2 separate regions of the Homo sapiens genome follow, and region 2 is linked to region 1. The links are chromatin contacts, found by Hi-C or POLR2A ChIA-PET in ENCODE. All regions are on one chromosome and are shown on one strand. The core of a region is the stretch at or near the end of the contact, and the rest is flanking DNA. Distances in the headings are between cores, read along the strand shown.

Region 1 (7,544 bases), core at 1,664-4,163:
CATCAAACCAAAAGTTGGCCATGAGAAAAATAAAATTCCTTTAGGCTTTAAAACAAAACAACAACAATATTCAACATATGCCAGCATTAGGAAATTTTTATTGTGTTTCAGATAATTTTTAATATAAAATTTCTTCCCACGTTTTTCCACCTCAGCTTTACAGGAAACCAAGAAAGTAAACGTGACAGTTTCTGATAAATATGTACTTGGGGCGGTAGAAGTTTCTGTGTCTCAAGGTCTCCTTTTCTGTTTTTTTAACTACTCAGATGGAGTTACAGTCTTAAAAAATAAATCATAGTTTACCTCCTCCATGGGTGAGAAATTCAAGATGATGAGTTAGGATGAGTGGGAAATACTATTTACAGTGGAGCTGTCTGTAGTTTGGGGATGGTTTCTAATTTCAGCATTGAAGTGGTAATTAGTATAACAAATATCTCAGAACTTAAGCTCATGACCATTGTCTATGGTGCTTTATAAAGTCCGCTTCCCCATGAGTGCAAGGTCCTCTGGAAGCCATGTGGATATCTGTTCATTTGTATGCATGTGTGTGCATATGTGCATGGATGAAAGCATATAAATGCCAACTGTATATCCAAGGCTAACCTTGATGAAAGATATCAACTGAATACGTGGGGAGCATTCTTGGAAGAAGTCCGATGGGATGGCTTTGGCTGATGGATAAGATTTCAGTGGGTCAAGATGGCTAGAGAAAGAGTATCAGGCAGAAAAAGGAATAAGCAATAGTGCAGCATCAGGGCCGTGTGGATGTTCCCGTTGCTGATCCTATCCTCTCCCGCTCATTTCCCTTTCGAAACTCAGCTCGAATATCACCTTGTCCTAGGTGTGTTCCTGAGGAAGGCTTTGTTTGAAATGCTTGCAGATTTTGGAATCAAACACTTGCCTTCCTCTTGGTCAAGTAGCTTAATAATAAGCAAAATTTGTGTAACACTGTAAGCCAGGCAGCATTCTTAGCACCTTGCATAGGTCTGGTCATTTAATCATAACAACATCCCTAATGAGGTAGGAGCTATTATTATTCTCATTTTACAGGTGGAGAACTGAGGTGTAGAAAGGGTAAGTAACTCGCTTCAGGACACACAGCTAGAAAGTAGAAGTACAAAGAGTAGAACACTGGTTCTTTGAGTTCAGAAACTATGCTCTTAACCACTCCACTAGAACCTTGCTAGGCGGCAGTTTATTTGTAAAGCCTTGTGAAAAAATTTTCAGCACACTATTCAGCATGCGGTAGATAATTGGAAGTCTTTTCTATTGTTAATATTTCCTGTCTCCTCAGTTTGATTGATAGGATTTTCTTCCCGTACATATCTCTCTGAGAGCATTGTTGCACTTTGCCATAACTGTTGAATTGTCTATTTCACATGTTAGACAGAAAGCTTCTTGAGGTCACTCTACGTACAGAACTTGTCCCCCAATGGCTTGGTAAGTGTTGATGGACTGAACGAATAAAATGTTTTGTCTGGCACAGATTGACTTGCTGCAGGGAAAGCAGTCCTGTGGAGTGGTTCATACGCAAGACGTTAAGGCATGTACTACTAGGTTTTAATCCAGCCCCTACCATCCATTGGCATTATGTCTTGTGTAAACTATTTATCCTCCCTTAAGCCTCCACTTCCTTGTTTACTTAATGGGGACAATGAGTTGTTATAAAGAGCCAAGGAGACAATGTGTATCGGGATTTAACAGAATGCCTGGTTTATGATAAGCAATAAACAATTACTTTTATTATTGCTGAATAACTGCTGAAAGTCAGGTACTCTGCTACTTGTTGGAGGTGCAGAAATAAAGATTCCTTCCTCATTCAGGAACTTCACCAGTCTCATAGAAGAGAAGAATGGTCACCAAGTAAATTATAATCTATGCAATAATGTACAAAACAGATAACTTTGTGAGGATGAAAGGTGAAGAGAAGTCTTCATGATGGAGGATATATCCAAGATGGGTTTTGAAAAATGAATAAAAGTCCTTAAGGCAGAGCAGGAATGAAGCCTTCAAATACTGGGATTGCGGCCTTAACTGAATAGGCAATGGGGAGCCACTGAGATTTTTTGAGTAGGAGGGTGACATCAACAGAACTGTCCTTTAGGAAGATTAATCTGACAAAAATATGTAGGATGAGTTAGTGGAGAGAGAAATGAGGAAATAAATATCACATAGACCTTTAGTGAAACCTCCTACACAGAATAGAAATCCATTCTGCAGCACCCCTTACAGATGGTTATCCAGCTGATGATGCCTGAACACACCAGGAAGGGGAAGTTCACTTCTTCCTTAAGCAGCTCCTTCTTTCCTTTCTTCCTTTCTCCCTATTTCAGTTTTTCCCTCCTCTCCAGCCAACCATCCATTCATCCCTCCTTCCATCTCTTCTTCCATCCATCCATCTACCCATCCATCCCTCCACTCATCCATCCACCCATCGTCCATCCATCCATCCATCCATCCATCCATCCATCCATCCATCAATCTATCATTTAAGGGTTTCCTTAATGCCTGTTACTGGGGTAGGTGCTGGCAACGTAAAGTTTAATACAATAGTCCTGCCCTTGAGGATCTCACAGTCTAGTCTCATACTTGGTGTCCATTATTGAATAATTATTATTGTTGGAAAGTTCTTTTTTCCTTGGATTGAGTGAAATCTCCTTTATTTTAGGCCTGTCTCCTACTGGTCCTACTTTTCTAATTTTTTCTTGTAATACACTGACATTCTCTTTTTTTGTGATTGCTTTTATCATTTTTACAAACCGTATCATGGAGCTTCCTTGTCTTCTCTGTGGAAAATCCAGTTCCCTTAAAAGGGCCTCCTAAGGCTGAATTCATAAAACTTAAGGACTTTTGGAGCTGAGTGAGACTTTAGAAGTCATTTACAATTCATATCTCAGCCCTCATCACTTTACAGATAGGAGCTGAGTCACAAATAAGTTGTGACTTGCCTAAGATCGCAGAGCTAGTTAGTGGCAAAACTAGGACAAGAATTTAGGCTTTCCATTGTCCAGACTTGCAAGACTAGTGCTTTTTCAAACTGTCTGTCCTGATAACCCTTCCCAAACGTTCTGTAAATTTTCAATATCTCTCAAAATTGTGGAACCAGAAATGAAGTATGGTGTCTCAGATGTGTTCTAACCTTGGTAGAGAGCTGTGATGAGAGTTAATAAAGGCCAACACTAAGAGAATGTGCCCGGCTCCATAAGCCTCATTATCTGCATTTTCTCATTCAGCCTTGCAACAGCCCTCATTGGATGGGTTTAGTATGCTAATACTAAGATAGGGAAACTGAGCCTCAGAGGAGTGAAGTAATTTCCAGTTCACGGGCACACAGCCAGTAAGTGGAAGTACTGGAAATCAAATGCAGGGCTGTCAACTTCAAAGTCAGTGCACTGACTTCCTCCCACATAAGGGCCATTATTTACCATAATCTCCAACTGTAGTGAAGATACATTAGCAGAAGCATAGTATTTGCGAGCACATGTTGAGTTTCTGGTTATCAGAACACCTAGCCCTGTATACCTTGAATGGGGCAGAGTCAGATGTTCTCCATCCTGCATTTATGAACATCTTAAAAAACTTAGGTGGAGGTCTTTAACTTAATTTCTGTTAAATGTCACACCATTGGCTTTGCCCCATCTAATTAATAGTGGAATAAGGCTCATGAATGGGGCCTGAATGTTTGGGTGTGACTTCTGGCTCTATCCCATGTGATTGGGTGATGTAATGTTCTTAGATGTCAATCAAGATTAGCCGTCCTGACCTCAGTGTGGGTATTAGATTAACTGAGATGGTGTATGTGGAAGGACTTTGCAAACCAGCAAATTGATGATAATCCTGATATCTTTTTTTTTTTTTTCCTTGAGACAAGGTCTCGTTCTGGCACCCAGGATGGAGTGCAGTGGTGTGATCTTGGCCCTGCAGCCTCCACCTCCTGGGTTCAAGCAATCCTCCTGCCTCAGCCTCCAGAGTAGCTGAGACTACAGGCATGTGCCACCATGCCTAATTTTTAAGTTTTTTGTAGAGACGAGGTCTCTCTGTGGTACCCAGGCTGATTCCAAACTCCTGGGCTCAAGCAATTTTCCCATCCTGGCCTCCCAAAGTGTTGGGATTACAGGCATGAGCTACCATGCCTGGCACTGATCCTGGTGTCTTAAAATATGGAGTGTAGCCTGCCTTACCCATGGTCTCCAGCAGTCTTGCCTCCCTCTGTTGTTGCCTTATTCAGGTTTTTCCTGCTGCCAGGAATGCTGCCCTTTCCTCCCCTCTGTCACCCCTCAAAATGTTACTTAGCTTGAAAGGGCAAGGTCAGAGGCCAATTTTGAAAAACCTTTCCTTACTTGCCTGGCAGAATTAATTTTTCTTACCAGTAGACATTCACACAGCTTTGTTTACAGCACTGATATAGACCTTATCTCAGTCCGCCTTGAATTAGTATTTGTTATGTCCACACTTCCGCCACTAGAAGAGAGTTCCTTGAGAATGGAGACCATATAGTTTTTGTCTTTATGACTCTTCCCCTTCAGGGAGGCTATAAAGAGAGTCAAATAGTGATTCAATTGGGTCTTTGATATTGGCCATCCCACCCAGATTTATGTACTCAGCAGCTCTGCCAGTTTCCCTTCTGGCATCATCCCGATCAAGATAAAGATGTTGGAAAGGGCAGGGCCAAGGGCGGAGCCCTGGAGAAATGTGGCCCTGTGTTAAGCTCTTCCTCCAAATTATTACCCAATCATAAATTATCTCTGGCGTTGTTTTATGTAATGGTGAGTCCTCAGAACAGTGCATGATCAATTCGTCTGTCCAGGATTACTGAGAAGTCTCCTAACTGGTGGTCTTCTACTTTCATGATCAGTTCGTCTGCCAGGATTACTGAGGAGTCTCCTAACTGGTGGTCTTCTACCTTCTCCCTCTAATTTATTCTGCAAGCACCCTCAGAGCGATCTTTTAAAGAGCCCGTCTGATTACATCGCTCCCCTGCTTCAAACCCTTCAGTAACACACCCCATTGGTGTCAGAGGAGGAACCCTGAGCGAGACCCACCCACCTCTCTCTGGGGTACGCTCCACCCTATTTCATCCCCACAGGTTGTCTTTCAGTTCTCTGAATGCCTGCATCTCCCTGCCTGTGGGATTTCACTTAGGCTCTTTCTTCTTGAAACGGTCTTCCTCCTATCTTTTAATTTGCAAACTCCTATCTTGATTCTTGGCTTAAATGTCCTTTCCTCAGAGAAATCTTCCCTAATGTGCCTCTCTTAGCATCAGGTACTTTCCCTTCTGAATGCTGATAATTATTTGTATAATTATTCCTAATGCCTTTCCCTCCCAGTAGATTCTAAATTCCCTGGGAGCAGGCAGGGACCTTGTCTGTCTAACCAAGGCATACTGGGTGCGATAACACAATGCCTGACACACTGTAGATGCTCATCTGATGATGGCTGGATAAACATAAAGTCTGAATTCATTTCTTCAACCTACGTTTATTGAGACCCTCCTGTGTGCAGGGGCTGGGTACTTAGGAGATTCATACAGGTAAAGGAACCACAGGAAGATGTCACCTTTGCTAGCACAGCCAATGGAGAGGATCAAGTTTCTAGGTCTGCCCAGGGCTGGTGAAGGTAAGAATGTTATGTTTGAGCTGAATCCAGCTCTTATTTTACCATTTTATTCACCAGATATCAGACTGGCACAAACACTGCCAAAATCTTGACACCCTAAGTGGACCAGACTTCCTGCTCACCAAGAACTCCGTCAAAACCAGGGTGTAAAAGTTAACTTGAGATGATATTCTTAGTGAATCCTTGTTAGTGCCTAGTGCTTACAAAAATCTGCTAAAGCTACTTTTTAGCTTTGACAGAAATCTCTCTACTGGTTTAGTTTCCTGAATCTACTCCCATATTAAAAAATAAAATAAAATCTGACATGTCTCTGTTTGTATGAGCTTCTCTTACTCTGTGGAGCCCTAAAGATTTCTCAGAGAGGCTTGGAGGTCAGGATCTGTCCTGGATTGCTTTTTTTTTCCCCCAATGATTTTTGCCTTTCCCTTCTCACTTTCAGGACCAGTGAGACAGTTAGGGGTAGGAAAGAAGTGAGCACTAGAGTGGAGTCTGGGTCCCTGGAATTCTCTTCAGCTGGGTGATCTTGGGCAGGTTATTGAACCTTTCTTGGCTTTGATCACCCATCTGTCAAATGATGTGGTTGAAATGAATGAAATTGATGTCTCCCTTCAGCTCTGAGCAATAGGAAACTCCACTTCCTGATCTAGTGACCCTCCAGCTCCAAAATATAGGTTGAAGTAACTCTGCCTTCAATTTCAGGCATTTACATCTTACCTTTTCCATCTTTGCCATCGGCCTTGCTTGGAAAAATCTGTTTGGTTATCTTTCTTCTCCTCCCACCCTCCACATACTTTCCTGTACTCTTAGCTCATTTTGGGCACAGCCATCCTGACATTCTTACAGGTTTGAACGACTCTTAAGTAAGGGCCTTATGACTTAGGTAAGGGCCTTATGTCCACTGGACTCCAGGGCTGGAACACTCAATGACTTATCTAAAACAAGATCAGGTTGCTCAATTTTAAATACTAGTTCAGCTGTACAACCTTGGGCAAGATACTTAAGCCCTCTGAGTTTTGGTTTCCTTGTCTATAAAATGAGGATGATAATAGACCCCACTTCAGTGGGTGTTGTGAGGTATCAGTACCTTCCTGACCACAGTAATTTAGGTATGGTGCATAATCTTTGAAAGTTAGCCATTTTAAATATTTGTGCCTTTTTCCATTTGTCAACTATTGGAACATTTTCCAGAAGATCTACACTGAATTCTTAAGCTGTCCCACATGGTATATCATTGTATAGGGGACAGTATGAAACTTTACAGGTAAACAAATGTGCTGCATGGAAAAAACATTTAAAATCAGGGCATTACTTCAATGAACAGCTGAGAAGAGGAAGAGGATAGGAGGCAGGGAGGGACCAGAAGAAATAATTCTTTTTCTAAATGTTGCAAGAAGTGGTCTACCAGGTAATTTGCATTGTGATTAGAGCAGCTTCAGATGGGAGAGAGAAAGAACATGAAGAGGGCTGGTCACACTTCATGTTGTATCAGAATTAACAAAATATACCTACATCCTACATTAAATATGACTTATACTTAATGATACGAACATCAAGTTGCAGTTGATTATTGACCTTAAAGTAATACTTTGTAGACATTTAAGCAAACATTTGTAAATTTTCATAGTTCTGATTTACTTTTGTATCTTAGAGCTAATTATGTTTTCCTTGGGTCTAGGATGTTTCCATAGGTCTGTGGAAAGTCTGTGGCACACTGGCCTGTGCTTGTGCCCCTGGTGGATAAAATGGGCCCAGACAGGGAAAGAAGCTGGGTCTGAGCTGAACCTGGGATGAGATTTTGTTGCTTTTCTGAGGACCCAAATGCAGGGAGTGATGACATCTCTGCATTGCTATTAAGGACTTGCCAAATAAAAGGATCTGGTCAGGAAAATGGACTCAGGGCAGGGGCTGTGGTCACCCTGCCCCCCAGC
Region 2 (7,544 bases), core at 3,591-6,090, 67 kb after region 1:
ACTCCCTTGCCCCTTCAAGTGCTTGTATTGTCTGTAGCAGTGGAGACCTGCTGGGTGCTTCCTGGCCCTCTGGCACCATTCAGTGAAAGGTGAAAGGACTGGAGCTGCAGGCAAGGCCTGCTTGGGGATGAGGGAAGTTCTCAAAACGTGCCTCAGTGACAAGAGAGGAAGTCAAAGGTTTCTTTACCTATTGCACTTCCCCTTGGAGTTATTTTCTCCTGAGTGACACTACAGATTCAGACATTCAAAACAATGGCTTCTTCCTGGACTCCTGGCTGGTGTGACTGAAGGGACCTGCCTTGCTATGAGCACCTCTCCAGGCAGCCCCTACCTGGCCCCTGGGCCTCATTAGGCCCTGGCTGTCCTCCGTAGAGACTAGTACAGCTCCTGCCTTCTGCACTTGGAACTTTACATGTGACTGGTTATTTTGCCCCTGAACCGTTACAACTTGGATTTGTGCTTTACGGTGTATGAGGCTTTTTCAAACGTAATTATTATCATGATTATCCCTACTTGATAGAAGGGGAAACTGAAGTTAAAAACTACCCCAGTTCACTTAAGAAGTGGGACGGTGGCTACAATGGCAGATGCTGACTCGACTAAGGGAGATTCCTCCTTGGGAATAACACATTGATATTAAGTCCAAACCAACATTTGCTCAGAAGTCTTTGAGAAGTCATTGTTAACTGGCCACTTGAGGTCAGACTCAGTTTTTAAATGAGGATGTCTGGAGATTCTAATATGGTCATTAGGGCTATTTTCCGTGGAACTGAAATACAATGTTATGGTAAGCACACAGACTGAAAATCTGGCAGATTGTTTTCAGATCCTGGCTCGGCTACTCACTAACATGTAGTCTTGGCAAATTTTTGAGGCTCTTTTTGCCTGGGTTTTCCCATCTGTGTAGTGTGGGGAATAAAACTAGTACTTGCCTGCCTTCATAGGGCTGTTGTGAGACTAAAATGTATTAATATTTGTAAATCTTAGCATAGTACTTGGCACATGATAAGCACTGAGTTAGTATGCTCATCATCATATTAGCAGCCTGCAGTTGCGCAGACCTCTGACCTATGCAGTTTGCATTTCTGAAAATGGTTGCTTGGTTTCCTCTGATTACGCTGGAGGAGAATGCGTCATCAGTTTATTTGTAGATGTATAATTCTCTAAACTTAAAAGATGATCAATTGTCCATGTAATACTTATCTCTTTTAGATTTTAAGATATGTGTGTTCCTATGGTTTGTTCTTTCTCTGGTTTGACCTAGACCAGTTTCTGTACTGTGTAAGATGTATACGTGAATATTTGTCTTTTAAATGAAAAGACCAAAGGACATGCATGATTCAGGAATGATGAATATAATATTATGCCTCATTTCTTTCAAAGTGTAGTTTAAAAGAAATCCCACCATAGAGGTTAACAAATACATTTTTTGCTTATCAACCATAAATCTATACATGAGTGTGTGTGTCTTGTTTATCATGCAGAGTGAGATGTTGGTAGAAGTAAGGAGTAAAGCACCATGAGAGGGCTAGAGGCAGCAGACACAGATGATGCCCCAGTGATTGTAATGGGATAAATGCATCCATAAGCAGCTGAAATAAAAAGATATACCAATTAATTGGGTACCATTTCAATTCACATTTTATTCTTTGAAGATATTCTGTTATTTGTGATTATAATATTAAAAATGAAATCCCCCAATTTATCTCTTCATATTAGAATTTTTCAGATTAATCTAAAAATTTAACTGTCAAATAAGAAACTGTAGGCTGGGCACAGTGGCTCACGCCTATAATCCCAGCACTTTGGGAGGCCGAGGCGAGCAGGTTGCCTGAGCTCAGGAGTTCGCAACCAGCCTGGGCAACACGGTGAAATCCTGTCTCTACTAAAATACAAAAAATTAGCCAGATGTGGCAGCGTGCGCCTGTAGTCCCAGCTACTTGGGAGGCTGAGGCGGGAGAATTGCTTGAACCCAGGAGGCGGAGGTTGCAGTGAGCCAAGATCATGCCACTGCACTCCAGCCTGGGCGACAGAGCGAGACTCTGTCTCAAGAAAAAGAAAAGAAAAGAAACTGTAAAAGTACTACAAAAAACGCAAGTGAGTATATTTATAATCTTAGGTTGCAAAATGTCTTTCTCTTAATGCTACAAAACCCAATACCAAAAGAAAAAGTTTGTGATAAACTGTGATTATATAAAATCTAAAATTTTGATTGGCAAAAAGTAAACTACCATAAACTAAGTCAAAAGACAAATGTCAAACTGAGAATAATATTTGCAATACAACTGAAGTTAATATGACTAATAGAAAAAGACCCTTCAAAATCTGTAAGGAAAGAACTAACATACCAATTGAAAAATGGACAAAGTTCATGGCCAGGCAATTCAAAAGAGAAAAAATATAAAGGGACAAAAGAGTACAGAAAGATATTCTACTTCTCAGTAATAAAATAAACCAAAAAAACAAACCAGCAAAAAAACCCAAAGCAAAACAAAACATTTTTTACCCTTCAGATTGGGCAGGAACAGGTGGCATCTGTCTCATGCTATAATGGAGAATGTCAACGCAGAACAATTTTTCTGGGGCACAAAATAGTAACATATATCAAAAATGTAAATGAGCATGCCCTTTGCCCCAGGAGACCCAGTGCTAGGAATTTATCTTAGGAACGTAATTGGACAAGTGTGCAAACCTGTGTGTTCAAGGGTCTTTCTCACTGATGAAACATGCATGGAATAGAGCCATTAGAGATCAAGGTATTCTATATTTATTGATATGGCAAAAGGTTTGTGACAGATTATTAAGTGAAATTAGTAAAGGGATTTTATGCAGCATATCTTGTTTGTAAATTTTACTTGTTTAAAATATATGTAAAATTCTGTGTGAGTGCATAAAAGAAGTGTTTGAAAGGCCATTCACCAAAACTTTTACGATGGCAGTCTCTTTATTGTGAAGTTTCAGGTGATTCTTAATTTCTTCTTTGTATTTTTCTGTGTGTCTTGAATCTTTTATGTTTAACATTTATCATTCACTACAACTGTTTATTTTGATAAATATAATTCAAATGTTTCCATCTCCAGAAGGCCTTTAGTTGTGTTTTCAGGGCAATGGTGAAATCTATCCCAGAGGAGAAAGCACTATCACTGGAAATAGCCCCAGGGCAACAGGGATCTGACTGATAGAAATGTTAGCCCAGGCATACAGATGGAGTCTGATGACTGGCACTTGTTGGTTTCATTTAAAACCTAGCATTTCACTTCATCCTAAGAAGCACTCGTTGACTACCTTGCATGAATTAGGTGCTGTGCTAGGCACGGAGGCTGTAAAGACGGGTTAAACCTGGTCCCTGCCTTTAAGGAACTGGTAAAGATGCAATAGATGGACATCTTGACAGAAAATGTCAGTACCATAGGGTGATAAGGCAAAAGGTCTCTTTTTCCAAGGAGTGGGGGAAGACTTGTAAAGAGGATGATTAAAGCCTCAGCTGAGTCTTAAAATATGAATACCAGCCAAAGGAACTAAGTGAGACAGAGCAGGAGGTTTAGGCTGAGAGTCAGTGAGAACAAAGGCTTAGAGGTACACCACACATACAATATAGCAGGGGAGACTGGGAAACTTTAACCAACTGGTGGAGACATAACTTTAGAGAATCTCACATTAACGGCAGGAGTCTTAAATATTTGAAAATTTTACTCTGGATTTTTTTTCAAGACACTTAAAAGCTCACATAGACAATGTAAGAATCATGTTAGGGATTGGCAGTTAGGTGAAGATTTAGAAAACAGAAAATTTGATGCTAATTCCTTAAGCTGTCTAAGTGTTCAGCCTCACCTCAGGTTAGATGATTATGAACCCTGAGTAATAATGCCAGAACATGGCCTTATGTAGATGAGACCGTTTACCAGGAAGGGTTAGTAATGATTATCTCTGGGTGGTGCTGATTACTAGTTAGTTTTTGTACTTCTTTTATATTTTCCAAATATTCTACATCCCTTTTTCTAAAGAAGTTTTGTGAAAAAAAAAAAGCATTTTATAACTATGTAGGTGGTGACATTGAGAAAGAACTTGTGGAGCAAGGTATAGTGGCTAATCATATTAATTTGGGAACCAAACTGATAGGTTCCTCATTTGTAAAATTGGAACCTACCTCATAAGATGCTATGAGGATTAAATGAATTAATAAGTAATAAAACACTTAAAATAATGCCTGGCACACAAAAAGTGCTGTATAAATAATCAGTGAACTTTATTTAGAAAGTTCTCTGGATTATTCTCTCATAAACAGCACATTTTCATCTTTATGACAGTAAAGTTTAGCATAGTGCTTTTTTTAATAAGAAGAATAAAAACTTCATTCAGAAAAAGCAAAACTTTTTCCTTAAAGTTCATTTACCTGCAGATATCATTAGTGTGTGTAGTACTTTCCTTCTTTCTTTTTTTTTTTTTTGAAACAGGTTCTGTCTCACTCTGGTTGCCCAGGCTGGAGTGCAATGGCACGATCCCAGCTCATTGCAGCCTCAACCTCCCAAGCTCAGGTGATTCTCCCACCTTAGCCTCCTAAATAGCTGGGACTACAGGTGCAAGCCCCCCATGCCCAGCTAATTTTTTGTATTTTTAGTAGAAACAGATTTTCACCATATTGCCCAGGCTGTTCTCGAACTCCTGAGCTCAAGCAATCTGCCCACCTTGGCCTCCCAAAGTGCTGGGATTACAGGCATGAGCCACTGTGCCCGGCCCTTTTCCTTTGTTTTTAGCAGTAACCGTTATGGTTACTTATAGCAAAGTTCTGGGCCACAGGCTATGAATCATCAATGACAGTGACCTTCGGGGCTTTGCTAGCTCACATGACACTGGTTAAGTGGTTTGGTTTCATTTTGCCTGTTTTCAGCCCTGCACCCAAGAGGTTGCTTAAGCTATGAGAACAAAAGTAAAGATAGGAAATAACTATGATATAATTCCATATCTCAAGTTTATTTTTAGCTAACGGGCCTTGTCTTGCTCTTCATTCTGAGGCGTAAAGTCTCTTAGGAAGAGAAGGAATCAGAAGCATGATGCAGAGTTTGACAATGACTAATTTGAAACGGAGCCATCTTCATTCTTTGTAACTTTAATCTCAATTTCTCAGTTTTTCTCAAATTTTCTACTGTAAGCAAACCTTCACAGAAATAACTCCTCTTAGAGATCACAGTGAGCTATGTGCTGTGTAAGGTTTTATTAGAACAAGCACATAAACAAAAACAAGTGGCTGTAAAGCCCAGTGAGCCCAGTTTATAGAGAAGCCATTGACTTGCCTGCAGAACCTGGTTACATTTGGATTCTGCCACAGAGTAACCATGCTACAGGGTGACCTCTGTGGGCTCTGGTTTCTGCGTCTTGGGAGTGAGTGGGTGGAACTGTGTGATTGCTATGGGAGTGTTGAGTGCTAATGTTCAAAGGTTCTATTTACCTGCTCCCCACACTATGGACAATTCACTCAACTGTGTGGTGTCAGTTTCTTTCCTGCAGTGGAGCCATTGGCAAGATTATATATGATTATTGCTTTGTTGATTGCTCTCAGAAAAAAATGGTGGTGGTGGTAGTGTTCAGCTATTAAAAGCTTTATGGTCCAGAGTTGACCAAATTGTTAATTGCATTGTGATATTTACTTTTTCAATGAAAAATTAGAAAGAAGTATCACCAATATCTTCTGTAGCTTCAGAACATTACCATGAGCCTGAAGGTGAGAAAGCTTGAAGTGTGTGGAGTTGTATCTCTGCTTCCACCTTGGCTGGCTGGTTTGTAAATTTATCTTTCATCCACTGATGCTTAAATTGGTGCTGTGCAGCTGCTGCTAGTCAGTGAAGGATTCCATTTGTTGGCTTTCTGTTTAAAGGTTTGTGGTAGAAGTCAGGGTAGGGTAGATTGGTCCTGTTGTTTGAAAAGGATAATGAAATATCTAATAGAAGACAGTTATAAACAAAATCTAGGCCAAAAGGAGAACATTTAATTTCCCAGGTTGCTGATTTTCTCAAGAGCTACTGTACTATGATCTGATCACTCTGAGAGTGTGGTTTTGTTTATTAACTTATATAGCTGTACTCTGTTGGTCCAGCCAGACTATAATAGGGCAAGAAGAAGTAAAAATTTACAGAAAGTCAGATTCTAAAGGATTATATTTCTGTGGCTATAATATTAAGTATATATAAAATTCTCTAAAATGTAACTCACAACACATGTTTAAACTATGAATAAAAATGGTCTTTGACAGTTTTTTAAAGGTTACATAATTAAAGTTTCTTGGTTGGAACAGCCATAGCTGGGGAAGATGCCTGCTGGAGAGGACACAGGCCGTGAGGAATACAATGTTTATAGTCAGCTTTCTTCATAGTAATAATCTGTGCTGGAAGCTATAATATAAATGTACATTTACATTTTATCTAAAAATAATTTTAAAAGTTTATGTACATGGCTATAAGCATTGAAGGTAAAAGAGTAAGGGTGAAGTGAAAAATCATGATGTTAAATAGCACATCTTTGAAGCTAATTAATTCCTTCAAATTGCAAAACAGTCACACGAGTACAAATCTTTATTTAGACTACGTTTGATTTTCATTTGAAAACCACATTCAAGACAAGCTAAATTACATTTAAATTCCCTTCCAGCTATAGATATGCATGCCTCACTGTATAAATGTCACTGTTGATTTTGATCTATAACCAAAGAAGAAATTGTCAAATTATGTATGAAATAGGATTTTATTTTTAATGTGGCACCAAGTATTTTTGCATTTATTGTGTTAGCTGTTTAACACAATATTTTTTCATTAACCTTTTAGTCTTCATTGCCTTCTGTCACTCAAGAGATGTCTTTTTATCTGAAAGTGTTTATAAGATCTTGAGTTTGGAGTGCAGCTTTCCTCCTTTGTTTCTTGCCTTGTTTCCCATGATGCAATTGTTAAATGGCCAGCATGTTAAAATGAAAGACAATGTGCTTTTAACTCTGATGGAACTCTGAAAATTAAAGTTATTCATTTAAGAACTATTGGTTGAGCAAATACTATAAACTGGATTTTACTAAGAGATATAACATGTAATATGATAATGATTGCCCTCATTTGGCTCACATTCTAGCAGGTAATAAAGGTAATAAAAAGAGAGACAAACATGTACTGTCAGGGAAAAGTGTCATGAGAATACAAAAGGGGATGGAGAGTTGACAGGATGGCTGTTTCAGAGTCATCTGTCAGAGAAGGTCTATCTGAGGAACTGACCTTTGAGCAAACCATGAGAATACCTGGGAACAGAATGTTTCAGGCAGAGAAACAACAAAGCCAAATTTCTGAGAGGGAGCTGGCTAGTGGATTCCAGGAAGAAGCCTGATGCCCTTGTGCCAGTAGGGTGATGGGTGACAAACTCACAGAGGCAGTCCAGGGCCGGACTGTACTGCTCTGTACACTGGCTTCTGTTCTAAAGGTAATAGAAGTCAGGAGAGGGTTTTGAGTGCAGGGGAGTGATGAGGTCTGACTGCTACGTAGGGAATAGACTATAGGAAGAGAGTGAAGCAG

What was found. A loop is a pair of places that touch in the nucleus more often than their neighbours do. ChIA-PET counts read pairs that join two places held with the same protein, here RNA polymerase II (POLR2A). Pooled maps may share reads with other maps.
Region 2: a loop to region 1 is called in a pooled map, with 2.3 times the contacts of the local background. The contact joins two enhancer-like sites. A Hi-C loop is called at or near these places in 1 of 50 pooled maps. POLR2A ChIA-PET finds 5 or more read pairs at or near these places in 2 of 52 experiments (H1 and MCF 10A).

What each region holds. Positions count from the first base shown.
Region 1 is chr1:184,421,423-184,428,966 of GRCh38, forward strand. All of the region lies in intron 1 of C1orf21 (chromosome 1 open reading frame 21), which reads left to right. Among named protein-coding and RNA genes, the nearest start is that of C1orf21, 38 kb to the left of the region's middle. Within about 2 kb of position 2,914, at least 3 of the 41 ENCODE cell types and tissues checked have a DNase peak (open chromatin) inside an H3K27ac peak, as active enhancers do.
Region 2 is chr1:184,486,916-184,494,459 of GRCh38, forward strand. The region is part of intron 2 of C1orf21 (chromosome 1 open reading frame 21); the gene reads left to right. Among named protein-coding and RNA genes, the nearest start is that of C1orf21, 100 kb to the left of the region's middle. Within about 2 kb of position 4,841, at least 22 of the 41 ENCODE cell types and tissues checked have a DNase peak (open chromatin) inside an H3K27ac peak, as active enhancers do.